Regions from separate parts of the Mus musculus genome. Here region 1 is linked to region 2. Evidence: chromatin contacts called from ENCODE Hi-C or POLR2A ChIA-PET data. All regions are on one chromosome and are shown on one strand. The core of a region is the stretch at or near the end of the contact, and the rest is flanking DNA. Distances in the headings are between cores, read along the strand shown. Region 1 has its middle 29 kb from the start of Mir6380. Region 2 overlaps Gm567 (predicted gene 567).

Region 1 (6,342 bases), core at 3,409-5,908, 460 kb before region 2:
GAAGTCCTGAGGCCTGAAGCTACTGTGGCGAGTGTCACCAGAGAAGAAGCATCCTCCCTCCCTTCATCGAGCTGCTCCACATCATCAACATAAGCACCCTAGTCCCACCAGAACCTTCCCTCCCCTAATATCCAGGTTACAGAAAGGGAACATTTACATTGTAATTTTGGGTTAAAAAAAAAACCATAATTTATACAGGTATGAAGGCAGAAAATGTTTCTAATTTTTCATGTGTACTTGCCACAAACAGACCTTTAAGAAGAGAGTTTGGCAACATGTTTGGGAAGCAGAAGTTTAAGTGGTACAACTGTGTTTAGTTCCTGTATACCGGGCACTTCCTAAGCACTGCATATGGCTCTGAATAGCAGACACGATGGAAAGGAGACAACCATTAACTAAGCAGCCAGACTAATAACTATAAAAACATGCCAGGCGTGGTGCTGTGGGCATGTAATCCCATCTGTTGCCCAAGGCAGGAACATCACAAGTGGAGGGTCAGCCTGGGATACAGAGGGATAACAAATTCAGCTAGAGCAGCACACCATGACCCTGTTAAATCAAAAAGTGAAAAAGAATGCCGCAGACATAGCTCAGGGATAGAGTGCTCGCCTAACACACAAAAAGTCCTAGGTTCAATCCCTAGCAATGTAAGACTCTGGCGAGCTTTAACTTACCGGGGACCCCCTGAGTGAACCACGCAGAGTCCGGAATTGATGCAAAAAGCAAGAACAATTTATTGTTCCAGTGCACTGGGGTCATTCCAGACCAGAAGGAGAGGGAGTGACCCCACGCAGCTTGTTGAGTGAACTTTTTATACAGTTTTCAGGGCAGCAGCCACTAGGGACAATGTGATTGGCAGAACCATGCGACCTTTTAAACTGATTGGTCTTTAGGGAATGAGGTGGCAAGGACTTCCCTTGTCTGAAGGTGGGCAACTGTCCATCCTGTGGAATGTGCCCCCACCTGCCAGTTAGTTCCTTCCTGTGGTCTGAGGAGTGTTAATTAGCCTCTCCCTACTGGAGAGTCAAGTGTTCCATGACCTTCCCAAAGTTCCTGAGCTGACCTTTTCAGTACAACAACAGAAAGCAAATGCCATTGGTTATACAGTGCCAAGTCCTGAGAATGGACTTCGTTTTGATTGGACAGTGTGGTGCTTGGTTGTGATTGTGGTTAATGGAAGGTCCTGGTTGGGAATTGTTGGGTTGATTCAGATCTGAAGGATAAATAGGAATTGACAGGGAAGGAGTGATGGGTGCTAGGTGTGGAGGAGAATAAGCCAGGGCACAAACATATTCTGTTGGAAAGGAGCCTGGTATCTATGAGGTATGTGGCAGAGCTGAGTGTGGGATGGGTACCTGGCCAGATGAGGCTGGTGGGGTGATTGGGAACAGTAATGAAGCCCCCAATTTTAACCTGGAATGTGGCTATTTGGAAGAAAGTCTACATTTCGCATTTCAAATGGGTCTGTGTTTCATCTCTTGACTAAGCATGGCCATTGAGGCACAGACTGATGCTTTCAGAAAGTGTTTGAAGAAGAAGAAGAAGAAGAAGAAGAAGAAGAAGAAGAAGAAGAAGAAGAAGAAGAAGAAGAAGAAGAAGAAAAAGAAGAAGAAGAAGAAGAACTTATGCTGCCTTCCTTCTGTTGTTGGGATCCTGGATAAAGGATTTGGGTTCAAACTGACATTCTCAACTTCAGATTGACCTTGGAAAAGAAATTCTGGGCATGGAAGAGCAACAATAGCCTGCAACACTGTGCAGTGTGACAGTGGGCGTGGCTTTGGTACTTTGACTGCTCGAGGCGATAGATGTAAATGTCCTTGCTTGGTGAGCTGCTGTTCTTCACTTTCTGTTTCTTCTTCTTTCCCCTGTTACTTGTGGAGAAGTGAACGCAGCTGGTGTCCTTGGGGTCTCAGAAGTTTAGAACTAACCTAGCTAAACCCACAGGGCTTTTCAATCAGGAAGAAAAGGCCAGCTATCACTCGTCTTTGATTTCCTAAGCTCTGGGCAATGGCTTCCTAGTTTTCTTTCAGCTGTGCAAACTTCTTACGTGGGTGCTGCTGGGAAGACACTGCATGGACATCTGGGAGGCAGACCCTGCTCTGATTTGTAGAGGTATCAGGGACCAAGAGTCCCCTTCAGCCATCCTTCTCTAGTCATGGCTGATGTGTGGATTTGTGTGGTTGGACCGTGTGAGAGCCCAAGGAACACACTTTGAGATAACTCTAAGGATCCTAAAGTCAAAAGAGCCGTAGTCCCAAAATAATGCTTTTCTGGTTGATTCTAGGTCTTATTTCCGCTGACCTTCCTCCTACCATTTCCTGGATGTTTCCAGATACCACCGGCTACAATGTCACATGCTCAAAGACATCTTTCCTCATGGCTGCATCCAAAATTATCATCTTCTGCTGTGTTTCACATATGGCCACTTGTGACATGTTTTGTGTTGCACGTCTTTTGATGAATTTCCTAGGATTGCCTTTAAAGTTAGCCACAGAGTGAGTGTCTTAAAAGCAACAGGAATACTGCACACTTTCAATCCCCACACTCAGGAGGCAGAAGTAGGCAGGCAGATCTTCAATAACTCAAGGCCAGCTTGGTCTACCATAGCAAGTTTCAGGCCATCCAGGGTTACAGAGTGAGTCCCTGTCTCAAAGCAAGCAAATACCACCCTCCCTACTATCCCCCTCCAGTAATCATCTCCTTTAGTCTTGGGAGATTAGAAACATGAAACTGAGGTGTTGGACTATTGCTGGAGGACCCTTTTATTAAGGTCTCAGTCCATCATGTCCAGAGAGCTCTCCAAGGTCAGCACATGGAGGACACCCTTTCTCAGTGGGATTTCCTCTTTTCTGCCCAGCCTTAATGGGAGAGCATCTCTCAGCTCAGATGTCTTATTCTGAGACGACCTTGCCGAGAGTCTCCTGCAGGTGATTTGTGATTCAGTACACGAGTCTTGGCTCTTCTTCTTGTCCAGATGATAATTCGGTGCTGTTTTGTGACCAATCAGCTCTTCCTGTAGGCAACCCTCAGAACTCTTATATAATTCACCCCTGTAGCAATACGATGAGCTATCTCTCTGAAGCTAAGTCCCAGAAGTTCACAGCCATCCAGGCCCCGATTGCTCTTCTGCTCCCTTTGTCTTCGTGGGTCGTCCTTAGTTTCTACCCTGAGTTTCCTTCATGGTGAGCTATAAGTGGTAAGGTAAAACTTTCCTTCCCCACTTGTTTTTTTTGCTTGATGTTTTATCATATCAACAGAAGGCAAACCAGTGCAGGAGGCTGCCTATAACTGGTTGAAGGATGGGGCTGTTGATGATGGACTGAACTCCCTGCTTTCTGTGACAAAACATATACACCTGTTATGTGTGGTGGCTTAGGTATGAATGCACAGAACTCAGAAGGCAGATGCAGGACAACCAGGAGTTCAAGGCCAGACTGGGCTTCAGGGAACCAATATGTTTCAAAATAAATAAGTGAACAAATAAATACTCGTTCAGTTTGTTGATGTGGTGGTTTGTAACAGGAGCTCAGAGTTCAGAGATAGCTAATGGCTTCCTGTTTCCTTAATCAAACATTACCAAGTTACATTTCTGGTGTGTGTGTATGTGTAACTGTGTGTTTATGCATGTGTGTATGTGTGTGTATATGTTTGTGTGTATGTGTGTAACTGTGTGTTTATGCATGTTTGTATGTGTGTGTATATGTTTGTGTGTGTATGTGTAACTGTGTGTTTATGCATGTGTGTATGTGTGTGTATATGTTTGTGTGTGTCTGTGTGTGTCTGTGTGTGTGATGTGTATGACTGTGTGTCTATGTATGTGTGTGTGTACACGTGTGTGTATGTTTCTGGTTGTGTTGGGATGTGAGTGAATGTTGTCTCCTGTGAACCACAGTGCTTCATTGGCAGGTGGAGGTCTGCAGAACGCGTCTTCTTCCTCTCACCTGCTGAAGTAAGGCAGCGTGTACAAAATATTTCTCCTCTCCAGATCTGCCTGCTGTCGAGTCAGAATCATTTATTATTTATTCCTCAGCACGATAGAGCTTAACTGCTTATTTTCGGCATGATTCGTGAAATAGACACAGGAAGTAGAAAGGCGGGAGCTGTAACTGCCTCCTGTTTGTTGTTTTGTTGTTGAGCAAGGCTGTTGGAGACTCTGGTCCACGCCTTGTCTTAAGTCTGTGGAGTGGATCTAACACAGGGCCTCATTTGCAGTGTCAGCCAGGCTGTCGCCATGAGAAGCTGGCTCACGGAGGGCAGTCTAAATCTCTCTCCTCTGCTGCAGTCTGCTTTCTTTGTGAAGACTGCTAAGAACATTCCAGAACTCTCTCCAAATATTGAAGTCCTTATCACTTCCTAAACTGGATGTTTGTTCAGGTCTGCCACAAAGCAGTACCAGTACTCTCTCATCAGCAGCTTTCTGTGACCGTGACCGTGCTGGGAAACTCTCCATACCCTGGGAAGAGAAGGAGGACAAGTATGGAAGTCCCATTAGTTATCTATTCGGAGGCTCCTGGCTTTGTTTTCTTAAAGGAAACAACTCGACTGAGTACCACGAGAGGGCGCCAGTGGGCTATGTTAGCGCTGGCGAGGCACTGCACTCCGGCATCCTCCCCACTCCCATTCCTTCCCACACTGCGGGGGGCAAAAACAACCCGGGGGCGCTGACGTCAGCTAGCCGGAGGCGCCTGCCTCTGTACCCATAGGTATAGTTAATCCCCCAGGAGTGAGGCCGGTGCTTTCTCTGGCAGCCCAATTTTCAGCTTAAATCATTGCCCTAATCTTATTTTAATGTGCATTGGGGCCCTGGCGGCTAGAGTGGGTGGCAGGGGAACAGCATTTAACATCCTTTGGAGTTTGGATTGTGCCGGACACTTCTTAAGCACTTGGGTGGGACAGAGAGACTTAATCTTGCAGCTGCAATCGACCTCAGTAGCCTTTGCCTTATTTGGCAAATTTAATTGGCAACGTTAATTTTGGGGGTTGGGGCTGGGGTAGAAGAGAAGGAAAGGAACACATGTGAAATACTAATATGCGCTGTATGCTTCACAGCGACTGTACGAAGTTGTTAAAAATGCTCAGTTTAGCAGAGACATTGAGAGAGATCAGAGCCTTCAGTCAGACAGCTTGCAATTGGCCCGTGGAGCCCTCCATTGGCCAGTCCCAGAACCACAGTCTGGGATCTGCTACCTGTGCGGCTTGCCTCTCTCTTGGGAGGCAGAGGCAGGCCAATTTCTGAGTTCTAGGTCAGCCTGGTCTACAGAGTGAGTTCCAGGACAGCCAGGGCTATAAGGAAAAACCCTGTCTCGAAAAACCAAAACCAACCAACCAAAACAAAAAACACACCCCCCAAACAAACAAACAAACAAAAACATCCCATCATCAACAACAACAAATCAAAACCAAAACAAAAAAAAAAGTTTTACAGGAAACTTGGCAAGAATGGAACAAAACCCACATTCCAAGGGGAACTAGCCCTTTTCAGGACAGTAGAATAAAGTCTAAATTTAACCACTCAGATGTGAGTTAACCAGCAGTTGTCTACAATGTATCTTGCCTGACTCAGAGGGTCCAATGTGCTTACAACAAAGTAGCAGAAAAGCACTGGCTAGCCGAAGGGCGGGCGTTGTTTGATTGGTGTGACATCCACCGGCTGTATTTACATCAAGTAAATGAAGAGAAGAGAGCAGTTTATCTGATGACATGGCTCGTCATCACATTGCAGGCACCAAAAAGGGGTATAGTGACCCGGGACATGGGGTGTGAGGGGAGTGACACAGTGCCCAGGGCAGTGTCTATAAATGGTGAGTCAGAATTCAATGATGCTTTCAGAACGGCGATGGGCCCACTGCCTGCATCCCAGACTTCTTCAGCTTAAGCCCACATCCCAGATAAGTAAATGAAGTCCGTGCACTAAAAGCATAAACCAAGAAATCAAACTGTAGGCACTTCACAGACCAAAGCACCTCATGAAGGTGCCATGACTCCGAAGTCGGACAGAGAGCCATTAATGTCCTATGGGGCATTAATACATGTTTTTTTTTCCTTCAGGCTTTCTTTTGCTGTTTTGACAGGAGCTGCTTCACCTTCAGGGATTTTTGTTTCATTCTTGAAAAGCTTCATGTAAAACTATGAATAGTCCATTTGGTCAGAGTCCTCAAAGTCAAACTAGAAAGTGAGGCGCAGTGCAGCGAGCCGAGCCCAGTGAGGACCGAGTTAGAACCAGAAGGACCGGTGGTCAAATCCCATGCTCTGTAGTTTTTAGTCACTTGCCTGTGAGTGAAATCTTCACAGTGGTGATGGTTCAGCTTCTTTGTCAACTTGACTGGGTTTAGAATCACACCC
Region 2 (5,859 bases), core at 2,144-4,643:
ATCCACTGTATTTGATTAGATGATATTCAGACTTTATGTTTTGAGTTGGTGGTAGAATGAATTGAGAGACTCAATGAGAGTTATTAGGTTGGACCAACTACATTTTGCATGGGACACAGGCATGAGTCAGGGCAGTAGGGTGGTTCTGAATGGTTCTGGCCTCCCATAATTCATTGAATCTCATCTCCACTGTCAAAGTTATTTGGCAGTGAAGTCTGTGATGGGTGAGTAGACATGAAGTTTCTGAAATTGGATTAACATCCTGACAGAAAAGGCACCGAAGAGCTCACATGCCCTTCTGACACATGCAGGTATAGACAGTACAAGTCTCCGAACCTGTATGTGCTGGACCTCTGACCTCAGACTTCTAGTATCTAGACGTATGAGAGACACATTTTGTTATGCATAATCCACCCATCTTATGATATCTGTTAGAATAGCTATGAACTACTAAGAATAGGTACAAAATAAGTGACTATGACCAAGGATCCACAGCACAGCATGGTGCAGAATCCTTCAAGATTCACTTGAGTAAATTTGCCAGAAATGCTCCCTCAGTACAGCGTGAGTCTCCTTTCCCTCCTAGAACATTGTAAACTTCCCCAGTTCCCAGGACACTAGAGAAGGGATAATTTATAACACTGAAGACTTATTACCATTGTGGTAAATTCATTTCTGCCCACAGAGACAGCATCGCCTCAGGCTGTGTGTCTGTCTGTCTGGGGCTGTGCCTCATCTAGACTTGCTGATCCTTATGATAACTGTGCCCTGTAGTCTTTGACAGTCTGCACCTGTAGGAGCCTGGAGACTCGACCCTTGTAGAGCACGCTATGTTCCAGCTTCTTACCATTTTACTTCTGACACTTAAAACTGGTGACAGCCATTTTCCATGGTTTGGAAGAGAATGTCACTTCCTTTAATCCTTGTGTAGTGAAAGTACCCCCTTCACAAAATGAGACTAAGTGATGCTATTTAGTTGTATTTATTTTTCTACAGGTAGTAGATGATATGGAATAAAACATTTCCTCTAACTCCCTTTCCTACCTGTGAAAACTCCTTAATGTTATCCTAAATGGCTCTACAGAAATATGTTTTTTGTAAATATAAACAAGTTCACAAAGTGTATGTATATGCTTTAATGTAAGCTCTCCCAGAGCTTCTGTGATGTTCTGGAATAGTTCATACACTATGTTTATTCCTAGTGTGTCTAGAACTTCTAGAATTGTCTGGTGAAGTCGCTGAAGAACAATCCCTGGGAACTGGGAAGGGAGGAAGCCCCTTGTCACCTTCATTTGGTGATTTCTGGCTTCACTCAGGCTCTCCACATTCCTTTTGTTAGTAGTCACCTGACATGGTTTTCATCTTTTGTTTGAGAATAGCATTTTTCTTTGTAATCCAAAGGAGAATGATCGTAAGCCATCACAGGAGTTTAGCCTAATTGTCTTCTTTGATAGGAGCATTGTTTTCTATCTTGTTAATATTAAATTGCTTTAGAACTTTGCAAGTTCTTTGCTTTATGTATCTTTGTGATTTTTAAATATGCCCTGTCTTTACTTTTTTTTTTTGGCGGGGGGGGGGGGTTCGAGACAGGGTTTCTCTGTATAGCCCTGGCTGTCCTGGAACTCACTTTGTAGACCAGGCTGATCTCGAAATCAGAAATCCTCCTGCCTCTGCCTCCCGAGTGCTGGGATTAAAGGCATGCACCACCACACCCGGCTCTGCCTTTACTTTTTATTTGTGGAAAAGAGGTCAGTACATTTGCTCCTCTAACTTTGGCCAACTATATACCTCACTAAGGACTATAATATTTATACTTGGATTGAACTCATAGTCTTGACCTTTGCCCCAATCTTTTTCAGCAGTTAAATAGATTTTAGACCACAATTTTCCCCTGTGAATTTTTTTTTTTAGTTATTCTTTTCCTAAATGTTTATTTTTGGTTTTAATCAAGTATATGTATTTGAATCTATGCATGGATATGTAGACGTGTGTGCAGGTCCCTATGGAGGCCCAAAGGGGGCTTCAGAGTCCTTGGGGCTGGAGTTACAGGTGGTTGTGAGCTTCCTGGCATGGGTGCCAGGGACTGAGATGAGCCATCTCTCTAGTTTCTCTGCCCATGTCTTGATTTGTTACACTTCTGTTGTCTTGTTTACCAGCAAGGTTTTTTAGAACAGTTGAAAGTAATTTCCTTCAAATCTTGGTATTTAAATCAAAACTTAGAATTCTTTTAAACTACATGTTGAAATTTTCTTGATTTCAGGGAACTCTTTAAATATATATATTACTTTCAAGTGTATACATATACACACACACACACACACACACACACACACACACAGACACACACATATATATATAGTATGTCTTATCGTCTTATTTCAATATATTCTTCTATGAGATCCTGGTATGTTATCTAGGGCATTCTTACTTATCTTGCGTATCTGTGAAGATATAGTGGAATATTCTTGGCTTTTTAATAATGTAATCTCTGTGAAAAAGAGAAGATAAGAGAATTTTGGTCAAGAGATGTAAATAAATCTTCGTTGAGTATTAGTAGCCAGATTGCAGTCAGACACCAACCAGTGTGTGATTTAACCAACACCCTTCCTCAGGTTCTAAATGTTAAACTGAGCCAGGGAATAGACGTGCTCAAGGGCAGTGTAGGTTTCATTCCTGTTGAAGCATGAAGCAGAGACTTGGCTCAAAGCACCAAGTGTCAGCCTGACCGAAGGGAAACTTGAGCCCCTTTAGATGATGATTCTCTGTACACAAAGAAATATTTCGTCTACAGGCTATGAACTATAAATTAAAAACAAACTTTAATTAAATATTTATTTATCTCCTATAAAATACAATGACAAAAGTGAATATGTGACCATTACTTTCAAGTCAATTTCTGGATTTCTGGAGTAATATTTACAAGGGCTCGGGTTATGAAATGATAATTCTCTATAGATATATGGCATTGCCAATGAGAAAGAGTGAACTTCACTGTCTCCAAAGGAACAGAAACAAGACCTTTCAGCTTTCATGTATCTGACTTATTCCAGGTAGGTATAGGCATGAAGTCAAAGAATAAAACCATGTTGTCAAACAAATACCTTGCATTACTGGCTTAGACCAAGCCTGGGGCTAAGTGAGAGCAGCCAGTGCAGCTCTGTGCCAGATATCCACTTTAGGTTGTTTTGAGTGACGTTTGATTTTCAGTTCTTACTCAGAGGAGCATGGCCCATGGCAATTTGTAACTCACAGGCATGAGAGCATGGAAGTCCAGGTTCTGCATGACAGAACTAAAAAGGAATCCACAGGAAGCGAGTGGGGTCTGTGAAGTGTGCCAAGAGGGCCGGCAACTTAAAATTCTTCAGCTGCGCTGTGCATTACACATCGGCCGGCCCTTCTATGGCTATCACACAGTTTCCCTTTTCTGGGGTTTCCTCTTTTCACTCTCTGCCAGAGAGAGGAGATAACAAAGCATTTCCCCTTGCACATACTGAAATCAATTTTGCCAGTAAGTACGGATCCTAAAATGAAACTGTCTTGACCCTCTCATAAAAGGAGGCATTTTCAATTGCCTGCTGATAGCTGTGAAGTATATATCATTTTTCATACTCTTAGCCTTAGTAATCTGTCAGGTGTCTGGACATTTCATTACCAGCAATGTTTTACCATCTATCCATCTCTGCTCTTCTAGGTGCCTATTTTTAACACAGAGACAATAGATATCAGCCAGTCAATAAAGGATTATCCTGATATACGATGTTTAAGAACAGGTATCCTGGTATCAGATAATGTGGTACATCTGGGTTGTGTTCGAAATTCCCTCTGAGCATTAGAATTTGGTGTCATACATGATGAGGCAGAATTCTTTTCTTTTAAAATAGTATCTACATAACTAGATCATATGATATGTTTAACGATATCAGTATTAAAAACTATGAAAAATGCTATGAAGAAAGAGGGCTTGATAAGGGGACAGAATGACAGGGTTGTACTTTGGGTACAGTTGTTAGACAAGCTGTTCTGGGAAGATTTTGTTTGGACAAGGGCTTAAATGAACTGGGGAAACAAATCATAAAAGCACTGGGAGGGAGGGTTACAGGCAGAGGAAAGAGCAACTGTAAGGATGCAAAAGAAGAAGAAGAAGAAGAAGAAGAAGAAGAAGAAGAAGAAGAAGAAGAAGAAGAAGAAGAAGAAGAAGAGGAAGGAGGAGGAGGAGGAGGAGGAGGAGGAGGAGAAGGAGGAGAAGGAGGAGAAGGAGGAGAAGAAGGAGAAGGAGAAGAAGGAGAAGAAGGAGAAGAAGGAGAAGAAGGAGAAGAAGGAGAAGAAGGAGAAGAAGGAGAAGAAGGAGAAGAAGGAGAAGGAGAAGGAGAAGAAGATGATGAAGAAGAAGGAGAGAGAGAGAAAGAGAAAGAAAGAAAGGGAAGGGAAAAAAGAGAGAGAGCATGAGAAATAACATAATTTCATGGATAGAGAAGATAGAGTGTAAACAATATTCCTGTCTCTCTTAGAAACCATTTGCCATCTAATTCAGCCAACATCCCAGTAAGATGAAGATCCTCTATGATGCAAGGCAGCAGTCCTCCAAGTATGGTCTTGGTACCAGTGTTAATAGCAGTTTTGGAACCTTATAAATAGTACTCATTATTGGACTCCACGCCAGACTCTTGCAGGATATTTGCTCATACCTTGATCCATAAGACTGTGTTATTTACTGAAAAAAGAACAAACACTAAAACCAAACCAACCAACCAACCAACCAACCAAATAAACAAAAATACCAAAACCAAACTGTTTTTAGTTGTGGTGTGGCTCAGCCCTTAGTATACACACCTTTAATCCTACACACCTTTAATCCCAAACAATGAAGGTAAAGTTAGTTAGTCGAAGGAAGTACCCATGTCTGAAAGTGATGTCTAATTGAGTGGCAGATCAAGTAGCAAATCAGAGAAAGATTTGATAGGATACACCCAACACTCACAAGAAGAGAGAGGAAAGGGAAGCTATTTAAGGGGCAGTGCAGAGAGAGAAGGCAGTTTTATTGCAACAGTTATAGAAAGACAGGTTGCAGAGGGAGAACAAGCTAGACATAGATGAAGACAGAATGAGCCAAAGAATGAGAAGGAACCAAGAGACTGGAATATTGCCACAGTTGGTGTGAGTCTAAGCAGAGCAATTCAGAGGCAGAAAAAGAGACACCAGATTGAATCAGTTAGCTTGGAGAGGAGTTTGAGTCAGAACAGCTCAGTTGTACCAACCTGCCAAAGATCAGAAGGAACAAGAAAGGGGAAACCTATTCAGCAGCAAGTCTCAGAGGCTGAAAATATTCTAGGCCTAGATAAGATTGTACAGAAGTGCTAGCAAGCTTCCAGGACTAGGCCTAGGTTAGCAGATGAAGGCAGTATGCCTCTGAGATGACATTGAAATCAGGTGAATAAAAGTTACTATTACACCAGACCTAGTAAATGAGAATTTCTAAGGGAATGGCCCAACATTTTGTTTTAATTAGACTCTCTGATGATCCTAATGTACATTGAAATTCGACCACCACTTTCAGTGATGGTTGAATCTTGTCACTACTAATAATTAGATATGACCTCACCAGCTATAAACTCTGTGCTTCACGTAGTCTCTCTGTTGTACTCTCTCTCTCTCTCTCTGTGTATATACATATATACTTGTGTGTTTTCATATATATATGTGTGTTTTCATATATATATATATGGATGTTTTTATTATATATGTGTGTATATATTAAATATACATATATGAAAATGAATAAAAGCAGAAGTGAACTAACATTATCCTATTTGTAGATTAAATGGTCTCATCTATATAAAAGCTAGAAAATGATGCTTCAAG

The links. Hi-C counts contacts between places; a loop is a spot of excess contacts on that map. ChIA-PET counts read pairs that join two places held with the same protein, here RNA polymerase II (POLR2A).
Region 1: a map of Patski shows a loop between it and region 2 (4-fold over the local background). The contact joins two enhancer-like sites. A Hi-C loop is called at or near these places in 1 of 37 maps with a recorded cell type or tissue (Patski). POLR2A ChIA-PET finds 5 or more read pairs at or near these places in 1 of 5 experiments (Patski).

Annotation. Positions count from the first base shown.
Region 1 is chr3:137,751,332-137,757,673 of GRCm38, reverse strand. No RefSeq gene overlaps it. Among named protein-coding and RNA genes, the nearest start is that of Mir6380, 29 kb to the left of the region's middle. Within about 2 kb of position 4,658, at least 1 of the 3 ENCODE cell types and tissues checked has a DNase peak (open chromatin) inside an H3K27ac peak, as active enhancers do.
Region 2 is chr3:137,290,830-137,296,688 of GRCm38, reverse strand. All of the region lies in intron 1 of Gm567 (predicted gene 567), which reads right to left. Among named protein-coding and RNA genes, the nearest start is that of Gm567, 4.1 kb to the right of the region's middle. Within about 2 kb of position 3,393, at least 1 of the 3 ENCODE cell types and tissues checked has a DNase peak (open chromatin) inside an H3K27ac peak, as active enhancers do.